Regions from separate parts of the Homo sapiens genome. Here region 1 is linked to region 2. A link is a loop called in an ENCODE intact Hi-C map of the cell type or tissue named here. Cell type or tissue: HepG2. All regions are shown on one strand. Each heading gives the region's core, and the rest is flanking DNA. Links, peaks and the distances in the headings are about the cores only.

Region 1 (5,304 bases), core at 305-5,304, 120 kb before region 2:
AACAGCTGGCGTCACCTCTTCATGTTGACGAGGGGAGATGAGTGGCCCAGGCAGTTCCTAGAGCGGGGGAGATGGAGTGGGCCGTATCCCACCCAGCAGGAGCGCTTGCTTCTGAAGCTCCCGTGCGTCTGTGACAGAGGCTTGAACCCCCGGCTTGTTCTCTCACGTCTGTTGCCGTAAATCTGTCTCCATCGCCTGGCACATAGGAGAGGCTTGGCAAATATTTTTGGTTCACTGAAGAAAGGCAGCCCTCACTCCTGCTGCTCAGACAGCACCCCCTGAACGTGAGTTACTGCCTCCTTGAGCACTTTCGCAGGAGAGAAGACCAGAGAGCTGCCTTCAAAGATGCCAGAGCCATGTTTATTTAAGCGGCGCTGCTCCAGAGAGAACTGGCCATTTGCAGTCTCCACCCCAGTGTGGCTCACGATGCCACCTCTCCTTGCCAGCTCTCACCGAGGCCCCCGGTGACCTCCTAGGGGGTACATCCAGCCAGGTTCCCCCTCAGCAATGGCCAGGGGCCACCGTGGGCCACACTGCACTTCCCAAATGCTCCCGGCACTGGCACAGATGCACACCCTCTTGGCCATCCCCACCTGTGCTCCGCCACTCTTAGTCAGCCATTCCTCTCGGCTTCCGGGAGTCCCCTCCTTCTCTAAGGATCTCACCCCCATCCGTGTCTCTGCTGTCTCCTAACTACCGATAGCAAGGGCACTAGTGCCCCTGTTTGCCGGGGACAGGCCCTGTCTGGGGCCCTGGTGTGGCATCATTGTTAACAGAGCTTCTTTTCACTCTGAAGTGTTCAGTTAGGACAGTCACTTGCACAGTCCCCTCACTGGTGACACAGACACCCCATACCTGTGTGTTTCCCCTGCATAGCTCAGCAGCAGCTCAGGCTCAGCACGGCCAAGGCTGAATGCAGATGCCCTCCCTCCAAAACCTGGCCTCCTCCAGCTGTTCCTTCCTGGCGAGGCCACCTCCAACTGTGTAACACAGAAGCCTGGGTGCCATCCCTGGGGCTCCCCTCACCCCCACCTCCCACCCGTCCCCGGGCCCCTGGACAGACCACTGGCCTTGTTCTCTTCATTTCCCTGGCCCAGGTTACAAAGTCTCCTTCCTGATTATGTGCATTAACTAACCTCGCAGGTGCTCTGCCCACCTGCCTACGCCAGACTCTTCCAGATCCTTCTCCACCCCAGCAGGCAGAGTTGTCATTGTGAAATGCAAATCAGGTTCCATCTCTCCTCTCCTTTCCTACCTCCCACCATCCCCGTCACCCTCCCTGTCACACACAGCCCCCTCCGTGGCCTCTCAAGCCTGCTGTGGCCTGACCCTCCCCTCTGCTTTTCCAGGCCCTCCTGGCACTGTCCTCCCTCAGTCTGGGACTCCCTGTCCTCCCTCCTTCCTGCGTGGCACATGCTCCTCCCTCTTCTTGAAACGCTCTCCCCTCCCTGCCTCCCAGGCAATGCCCACTCTGCCTCCAAAGTTCATCCATCGTCCTCTCCTCAGGAAGATTTCCCTGGTGGCTTGACTAGGTCACAGTCCCCCTTTATTTGCCGTCTTCTCACTGGGGCCTCTCCTTCCTGGTAGCTTCTAAACAAGGCAGTTTCATGTGTGTATCTCCACTAGACTAGACGCTCTCTGAGGGCAGGGACCCTGCTTCGCTTCTGGCCCGAGGTGGCTGCAGGGTCTGCAAGATCATCAGGGCCCCCTCCAATGTGACACTTGCAGAGGGGACCCCTGGCCTGGGGCCACGCTGGTTACTTGGGTACACTCCTTGCCCAGGGTTCCACAGCCCCTTAAAGGCAGGGTCTTTCTGGCCACGCCTGGCCCTGGTCTGGCCTCCCCAAGGAGCCCTGCCGCTGGGGGTGCTGTGTGGGAACAGAGCACAGGCCCTCCCTCCCAGAGCCCACGAGATCTCACTTTCTCCAAGCCCAGCTCCCCAAGGACTCAGACCCCAGTTGCCCTGCACTGAACGCTGGCTTGCCCTAGCTCACTCGGACCCCACCCTGCACTGGGAAGGAGGGTCCCTGTCCCCGTTTGACGGGTGACGACACTGAGGCCCAGAGAGCTGAAGGGGCTGGCCGAGGGGACGGGCTTGGGCGCTTCCATTCTCACACTGCTGCCGTGACACCTAATCCATCCGGGGAAGTTCCCTTTAAACCCAAAAGGGGACGGTGAAGCCACACGCGGCCGCCCTTCTCAGGAGCCCACTTCCACCTCTCGCAGGCTAGACAGCGTTCCCCAAGTCCCCCCTTGAGCTGGGTGGGCTGCCCAGCTGTGAACACAAGGACACCTCCGATTTCGTCCTGTGAATGTTGATATTAGTGGTCCCTTCCTTCAGGGGCTGTGGGGATCTCAAAAGATAAGGCAGGTCTGGAGTCCTGCGCGGTACCTGCCGCATGGCAGGCTCTTTACGGACAGCGCAGGGACGCACTTTGATGCTGAAAATGAGTCTCTGGGACAGATGGATCCCAGTCTGGGTCCTCGCAAGCGCTGTGCACCCCGTCGCCGCGAGATGGCGGTGTTGCGCCCCTCCAGCCTCCTCTGCTCTGCGCTTGGGCGCTGAATGTTAAAATTCCTAACAGGTGAATCGCTTGAATCCGGGAGGCGGAGGTTGCAGTTGGCCGAGATGGCGCCACTCACTCCAGCCTGGCGACAGAGCGAGACTACGTCTCAAAAAAAAATAAAAATAAAAAAATAAAATCCTAACAGGTAGCATACCTGCACTCGGAACTTGCACAGCCGCTCCCCACTCTCTCACAGGGATTAGGTAACGATACTCAGAGCTAGAGCAGGCATTTGGGACTGCCCAAACCAGCTGCTCTTCCTGCTTTCTGAAGCTTCCCCGGGGGAATCTTCTGGCTCCCAGTCCGAGCCTCCTGTGGTCAGCTCCTCCTTGCCCAGTCGTCGTTTGCAGTACAGCAGGGGCGTGGTCATTTGCAAATGTCCCAGAGGGCCCCCTCCAGTCGCTTCACATCGGTCTCAAGTCGGGCTGACTGAGGGCATGACTTTCTGTCTCAGGCATGGAGCCCAGATCACAGATCGAAACTCCGCTAAATCTAGAGGCCACGGGTCCCAAACACCAGTCATTTGCTGAGCACTGTCGCAATTTTTTTATATCCCTCCCATCAATACAAGCTGGATTTTTTTATTAAGTAGAAGCTAAAAGTAAAAAGTAATATAAAAACAAAACAGCATTAAACTTCAGTTAGATACATTTGCTTTCTCTCTTCAAAAAAATCGGGGTTGGCGGGGGAGGATTAATAAATGTTAAGGTTTTTTAAACGTATATTACCAAACAGACTTTCTCTTTGAGGACTCAGAAAGTCCTCAAAAGACTCATAAAGGAGCAAGAATTGGAAAAGGATTAAATGAGATTATTGCTTCGTCCAGGAGCCACCAGATTATCACACATCTCACACCCTGGGCAATCCTTTGAAGAATTTTGCCTCTAGACATGCAAAGTGCACTTTGCCCTGGGTTTATCTAAGTCCTGCGCTGTCGCCCAGGCTGGAGTGCAATGGGGCCATCTTGGCTCACTTCAACCTCTGCCTCCCAGGTTCAAGCAATTCTCCTGCCTCCGCCTCCTGAGTAGCTGGGACTACAAGCACACACCACCATGCCTGGCTAATTTTTTGTGTGTTTGTAATAGAGCCAGGGTTTCATCATGTTGGCCAGGCTGGTCTCGAACTCCTGACCTCAAGTGATCCACCCGCCTTGGCCTCCCAAAATGCTGGGATTACAGGTGTGAGCCACCACGCCCGACTCTTAGAGATGTGTTCTGGAAACCCCAGTGATAAGCACTGGGACCAGAAGGAGAAGCTACATGCAGGTAGAAGCCAGACCTTGGCGTCCTGGGAGGAGGAACTTCCCTATGTGACCAGGAGTTGGGGCACCCCAGCAGAACCTGGCCTCTGCTTGGCACAGTGGCATTGGGGACCAGCCAAATCCTGCAGGCCTTCCAGAGCTCCAAAATACTTATTAAGCTTTCACTTAAAATCTCATTTGTAACTGCACTGGAAGTGGCCAATTCACAAGTGTGATGCATCAGAGATTAGCACGTTGGAACCACCAACATGTCACCTTGTGGTGTGAGGTCATCTCGACTTCGTAAGCCCTCAGCATACCCAGGCTTCTCCCAAAATCTGTGAGTTGCAGCAGCCACAGAGAGAACAGTCTGAAACTCTTATAATTTGCAGCTTTTTATCTGTATGAATCAGAGCTCCTGCCCATTCCTGTGCAAGCACAGACACAGGCTGGCTTAGAAACCAGCAGTGGACATAAACCTCTGCTGCCCAAGTGTTGCAATCCTCAAAGCAGCCTTGTGGTTGAAAGTGGAGATTTTTACCCACGACCTCAGGATCATGAAGGCAGCACCTATGGTAAAGCAGTCGATTGCCAAACCTCTTCTGAAAGGAATGTGGGGCTTTCACAACAATAATCGGCACTGGCCTTAGACCCAGGCAGGAGGGCACCTGCCACAGACCCCACGCTTGAGAGGCCCTTACGTGTCGCAGACCCACACGCAGGACTCCTATGTCCCTGGGATACAGCACTCAGTGTTGGCCCGGACTTAGCGTCCACTCTCGCACAACCACCCCCCAAGCCTCGAAGAAACACTGTCTGCGTCTCCCGCTTGACAACTTGGAAACAAAAGGCCACTTCATCTAAATGCTGTAAAGGCAGGTAGGTTGTGCATCACCAACAGAGACAGACATTGCACTGGAGTAGAGGCAGGGTCTGAGAGGTGGAAGAGCTGAGGTGAGACAAGAGGTGCAGTCATTGAATTGTCTGGTCCTTCCTCTCTGATAGCAGGAGTCCAAGAGCCTCTTGCCTGACAAAGTCCAGCTTGCCATGGTGCAGGTGTAATTTATGAATCTCACTCGACTGCATTCAGTTACTCATCCAGACGGTGCCAGCCCATCCATACGATGCACAGTCATCTCTGACATCTTGCTGACCCTTAGGCACATAAAAACATAGCTGTACCCAGTTTTTTTCCAACTGTATTGTTAGACAGGACAGAGGCTAGAAAATATTTTATTAGGACCCAGAGATGGGTCCTGAGCCTGGCATCGTCACTTATGAGCTGTGTGGCCATTACTAAATTTACAATAAGTAAATGTGTCCATTTTGGCTGGGCGTGGTGGCTCATGCCTTAATCCCAGCACTTTGGGAGGCCAAAGCAGGAGGATCACTTGAGCCCAGGAGCTGGAGACCAGCCTGGGCAACATAACGAGACCCCCATCTCTACGAAAAATAAAAATAATATTAGCTAGATGTGGCAGTGAGCACCTGTAGTCC
Region 2 (5,293 bases), core at 1-5,000:
ATTAGCTGAGCGGGATAGAAAATAAAACCCCGAAGCTATAGCTTACAGGACACGCAACTCCGCAGAAGCAATGCGAGGAACCCCACCCAGAAAAGCCAAAGCCACCTCGTACCCGTCCCCAGGACTCACTTCCCGGGGACTTACCAGCTCCACCAGGAAGGCAGGGACCACTCCGCCCGCTTTGGAGAAGGCCCAGGGGAAGTTGAGCAGGCCAGCTCCCAGCGCGGACTTCATGAGGATGAAGACAGCGCCCATCGAGGACAGAGTGGCAGCAGCCGTGGCAGGGTGAGGCTTTTCTGGAAGGCCCCTGCTTCCTGGGGTCTGTCCCTCCATGGCTAGAGGCGGCAGAGGGGTGGAGAGAAAGCACAGTCTTCACGCTTTCCTCCCTAAGTTCTCGATATCCTTATTTGTCTCCCCAACTCAGTGAGAGCTCCCTGAGCCGCTCCTGCCCGCTTCCTTGGCGTCAGCTCCCCCTTTCCAAAGGGTGCTGCATGCATCTGCCCACGACTTCTAGTCCCCCTTCGTCTCCCATTCCCTACCCACATTATTCTCACTCCTGCCCTCCCACTAGACCCCAAGGCAACCTCACCCCTTCCCCCTCCCTCTCTTCTCCCAAACCCCCAACCTTCCTCATCCCCATCAATCCTCTCTCCCCCCATTCCCATCCACTCCCTTTGCTTCCAGCCAAACTTCTGTACAAACAGACCCCCAGTTCCTGGTCCTTACCACCAAATCCAACTTTTAAGGTGCCGGACAGTCTTTGGCTGTTGGGGATGGGACTCGGGCTTACTCCAGGTGGCTCAGTTGCATTTCTTGGGGCCAGAGGGGTGGGAGAAGCAAGATTCGAGCTTGGCCAGGGGTGAGTGAGTCATTAACTAAAGGAGCCCTAGCGAGTATGTGTCAGGGTCAGGCCCCTCCACACCTAAGAGGACAGCAACAAGTGGTCAGGGCCATGGGTCCCAAGAATTTGCAGCTTTTGAGACTTCTGACCTGAGCAAGGAAGGCTTAAGACTCCCGCCTCTCCCCAGCCCCCTGCAGGCCCGGCCCCGGGGGTGGAGCTTTCTCAGCTGCCCTGGAGGGTGACAGGGAGCTCAGCTGGGAGCCACACGGGGCAGGGGAGCAGGCACCATGATCTCATGGCAGCTTCTGCAGCGCCTCCATCCTCACATACCTCTCCAAGGTCCCCAGCCCAACGGAGGGGGCGTGAAAAGTGCCCTGAGCCCAGCCTCCTCCTCTGCAGAACAGGCTCCACCGTCCGCAGGTGCTGCCTCCTAGGTGGTTTCCTTTACCTCCTCCACCCAACTCCAGCAGGTGCGTCTCAGAGCTAATCCCATGCACACGAGTCACCTGAGACGGGGCTTGTTGAACGCTTGGGGGAGGCGGCGGCTGCTGGTCCCTAGGCCACGCTTGAGTGATGACACATCTCTCCAAACTGATACGGGGTCAGCTAAGGGGACAGAATATCGGAGACGGCCCCATTCCGGAAAATGCTGGCACATGCAGCTCAGATCCGGAATTTGACTGTTTATTCCTGGAACCCAGGCTCCCTCTCACCCGCATTCTCGAACTCCAGTTTGCATCAGAATCCACTGGAAGGCTTGTTCAAACACAGAACACCAGGCCCCAGCCCCTGTTTCTGACTGAGTGTCTCCGGGGCGGGGTCTGGGCACCTGCCTTTCTAACGGGTTCCCAGGTGACTCCAATGCCGCTGGTTCGGCCCCTCGCTGAGAAGCACTGCTTTCAGTTAAATATCCTCAATGCCCAGAACCCCTCCCCCCGCTGCATCTAATCAGTCCTTATCTGTCCGACACCAGATCAGCCCCAAAGGCTTCTTTTTGATGTGGTTTCTAATGGTCTCAACCCCCGACTCCTGTTACCTCCTGATGAGCAGGCAGGTTCCAAACTCTGTGGCTCACACAATGGCTGCTCCATAAATGCCCAACCAGCAGAGTCAGTGGCTGGCTTCTCAGCAGGGGCAAGTGAAAGGGAGCCGGGATTGCAGTCCCGGAGCTCAAGGCTGGACAATGACCCGGATGACATTCACGCCACTGCTGCATAAATGTGCTGCTGAGAACCTAGCCTGGATGAGTTCACGCGGATTCCTGAGCGGGTGTCCCCACTGTTCCCCCCAACTCCCACCCCGCACCAAGCAGGAACTCGGCTCAGGCAGGTGGAGCACGTGGCTCAGAGCATCACAGCTGGCAAGCAACAAGGCTGGGATTCACCCTGAGTCAGGCTCCTTTCAGAGGCTGTAATGTCACACGGCCTCCTGCCCCACAAGGACTCTGACAGTGCCTGAATGAGTGTGTGAGAGAATGAATGAATGAATGAATGAATACACAAATGCCAGAAAAGAGAGGAAAGGAAACGTCGTTTGATTGTTCCCCTGTATTACGCTCCTGAGGCTGCCAACACAGACTCAGGGGCTTAGAACAATAGAAAGTTATTCTGTCATGGTCTTGAAGGTCAGAAGTTGGTCAAGGTATCAATGGGGACATGCTCCCTCTGGAGGCCATGGAGGGCGGATCCTTCCTGCCTCTTCCAGCTCCTGGGGGCCTAGGCACTCCCTGGCTTGTGACTGCATTGCTGCCGTCTCTGCCAGCATCATCTTCCCAAGCTTTCTCCTCTGTGTCTTCTCTTTTCAGAAAGGCCCACCCAGATAATCCAAGATGATCCCATCTCAAGATCGTTACTTATATCTGCAAAGACCCTTTTTCCAAATAACGTTAACAGTCACAGGTTCCAGGGCGTGGCATAAATCTCTCTACTGGGGGCCACCATTCAGCCCACTACACCCCTCACATCTGAGATCTGTTTGAGTTCTCATCAGTCATTCAACAAACACTGAGTGCCTACTGTATGCAGGCACTGGAGCTCAAAGGTGAAAGAGAAGGCTCCTCCAGAGAAGGGGACGGTCCCGTGGGGAGCTCAAGAAGAGACAAGCCACCCAAGCCCAATGGGAGGACCGGACTACGAGACCCAAGAATGGAGGTGAATCTGGAGGGGCTTCCTGGAGAAAGTGTGGGGGCTGAGGGGATATCTGTGCACCATTGGTGAAGGGCTGGGAGGATGTTCTGGGAAGTGGAGACTCCCAGTGGCAGGTGCATGAGCCAGTGCTCCCGGGAAGGGCCCCGGGGACTGGGGTTCCCTAGGATAGAGACCTAGGTCAGCGCTGAGCTGGGAAAAGGCTTAAACTCTTGTGTCCCACTCGCTGGAGGGTCACTAAACCATGTGGAGATGGCACTGGACACAGCAGGGAAGGAGGGGGCTGCGGGTGACACCGCAGGCAGGGCCCGTGCAGTACCCAGGCTGGGAGAGGGCGGGGACCACACGCAGTATTCACACAGCTCTCCGAGGCCTGCCAAAGAGGCCAAGTCATTCCCGCTTCCCCCCAAATCCAGCCTCCTGAGAAAGGAGATAAAGGGCCCTTCAGCAGCGGCTGGGGGCTTTGCAGTCCTTAATCTCCGCTCGGGGGCTGGGGGGACACTTCCCTGTCCCTGCCGGTGGGTCCCTCATTAGCGGCCCATTAACGTGCATGACTTAGAAATTGGCCATTGGGCTGTGAAATTCCAGGCAATGGGGAAAACCTCTTAATTCGGAGGGGCTTTGATATCCACTCTCTGCCGGCATCACAGGGCTGCGTGACCTTTCCCGAGCTGTGGAGGGGCGCCCTACTGGGCTGCATCTGCAGCCGGTGGGCGGGCGGGCAGGCGGGTGGGCGGCCACCCTCTGCTTAGTCGGCCCAGCCCACCCAGACCTGACACTGGCTCCAGTGCAGCAGGAGCACGAGGAGGCCACACGGAGGTGCCCGTGTGGATGCTGTCGGCCGTGGCCCACGCTGCACACGGCACCCTGCACAAGAGCGCCCAGCCTGGGGTGGCCTCTCCCCCGCTGTGCTGCGGGGACCCACCTCACCAAGGGAGCTCTTGAGGACCCCAGAGTCCGTGTCAGGTGACAGGCCTAGGAACTTTCACAACAAAGTGGCCTCTGATCGTTTCCCAGACCTTTCTGCTCATGTCCGTTAGAAAATTCTGGAGAGGCCCGGTGGCTCACACAGAGGCAGGTGGATCACCTGAGATCAGGAGTTGGAGGTCAGCCTGGCCAACATGGCAAAACTCCTGTCTCTACTAAAACTACAAATATTAGCTGGGCGTGGTGGCAGGCATCTGTGATCCCAGCTACTCAGGAGGCTGAAGCAGGAGAATCACCTGAACCCGGGAGGTGGAGGTTGCAGTGAGCCGAGATCGTGCCATTGAACTCTAGCCTGGGTGACAAGAGCGAAACTCCATCTCAAACAACAACAACCACCACCCCAGAAAACTCCAGAGAACAAATGACGGCAGGCCTCAGGAGCTAGCCGGCTGCAGCACACAGTATCGTCACCCTGGCTCTGGGGTCTCAGGCCTGAGCCTCACTCGAGTCACCTGTGAAATGGGAGGACACAGGCGCCTGCTCTCTGGGGCTGTCAGGAGGGGCCCGTGGATGGTGTGCACAGCACAGGAGTGGCACGTGGCAGCTGCTGAGGTTGGAACAGAAGTGTGTGCCATATTCCATTATCCAAATTTCCGTTTTCACTTGGGTCCAAATCGGAGCTTCTAGAACAGTATCCTGAACCTTAGCTACACGAGAACCGCCTCGGGCCTTCCTACACTACCGATGCCAGGCCCACCCGCAAAACTGCACATTCAACTGGCCTGGGACGGCACTAGGCGTCAGAATTTTTTTTTTTTTTTTTTTTTTTTTTTTTTTTTCCGAGACAAGAGTCTCACTCTGTTGCCCAGGCTGGAGTGCAGTGGCACGATCTCGGCTCACCGCAGCCTCTGCCTCCCGGCTTCAAGCCATTCTCCTGCCTCAGCCTCCCAAGTAGCTGGGATTACAGACGTGCACCACCACGCCCAGCTAATTTCTGTATTTTTAGTAGAGATGTGGTTTCACCATGTTGGCCAGGCTGGTCTCCAACTCCAGACCTCAGGTGATCTGCCCGCCTCGGCCTCCCAAAGTGCTGGGATTATGGGCAGTCAGAATTTCTACGAAGCTCCCCCAGGAGGGTCTACCGTGCTGTGAGAGTAGAGCACCCAGTTCTTAGGGCCTCCCGCTGACCCTGCTGTCCCCGAGACTGAAGCCCCTCCTTTCTCCGAAGCTCTCAGCCCTAGGCCTGGCCCACGAAGGCTGCTTAGTAAGCAGCGCAGCAAGCCCAGTGTGTCGGAGCAGAGCCGGCCTCCAGCTTCTCAGATGGTGGGAGGGGCCCCACCTGCAGAAATTACCAGGGACCAAAAGTCCTCGGATGGGAGAC

Evidence for each region. Peaks named below come from ENCODE experiments on the same cell type or tissue, not always from the same donor. Only the 100,000 strongest peaks of a DNase experiment are listed, where the experiment ranks them.
Region 1: it touches region 2 in a loop (10-fold over the local background); 5 of 110 quality-filtered maps call a loop at or near these places.

What each region holds. Positions count from the first base shown.
Region 1 is chr16:83,924,323-83,929,626 of GRCh38, forward strand. It overlaps MLYCD (malonyl-CoA decarboxylase), which reads left to right. Exons shown (of 5, transcript NM_012213.3): 5 at 1-2,709. It overlaps LOC105371372 (a long non-coding RNA gene), which reads right to left. Exons shown (of 2, transcript XR_007065147.1): 2 at 1-5,304. Among named protein-coding and RNA genes, the nearest start is that of OSGIN1, 26 kb to the right of the region's middle. In HepG2, for the core only: a CTCF peak has its summit at 2,524 (motif pointing right); DNase peaks (open chromatin) are centred at 2,559 and 4,349; H3K4me3 peaks cover 644 bases.
Region 2 is chr16:84,041,825-84,047,117 of GRCh38, forward strand. SLC38A8 (solute carrier family 38 member 8) reads right to left here and starts at 971. Exons shown (of 11, transcript NM_001080442.3): 1 at 727-971; 2 at 145-335. The coding sequence starts at 333. RefSeq lists enhancers at 1-429, 430-1,133, 1,134-1,838, 1,839-2,542, 3,530-4,302. In HepG2, for the core only: a CTCF peak has its summit at 2,511 (motif pointing left); DNase peaks (open chromatin) are centred at 1,847 and 2,487; H3K4me3 peaks cover 840 bases; H3K27me3 peaks cover 2,120 bases.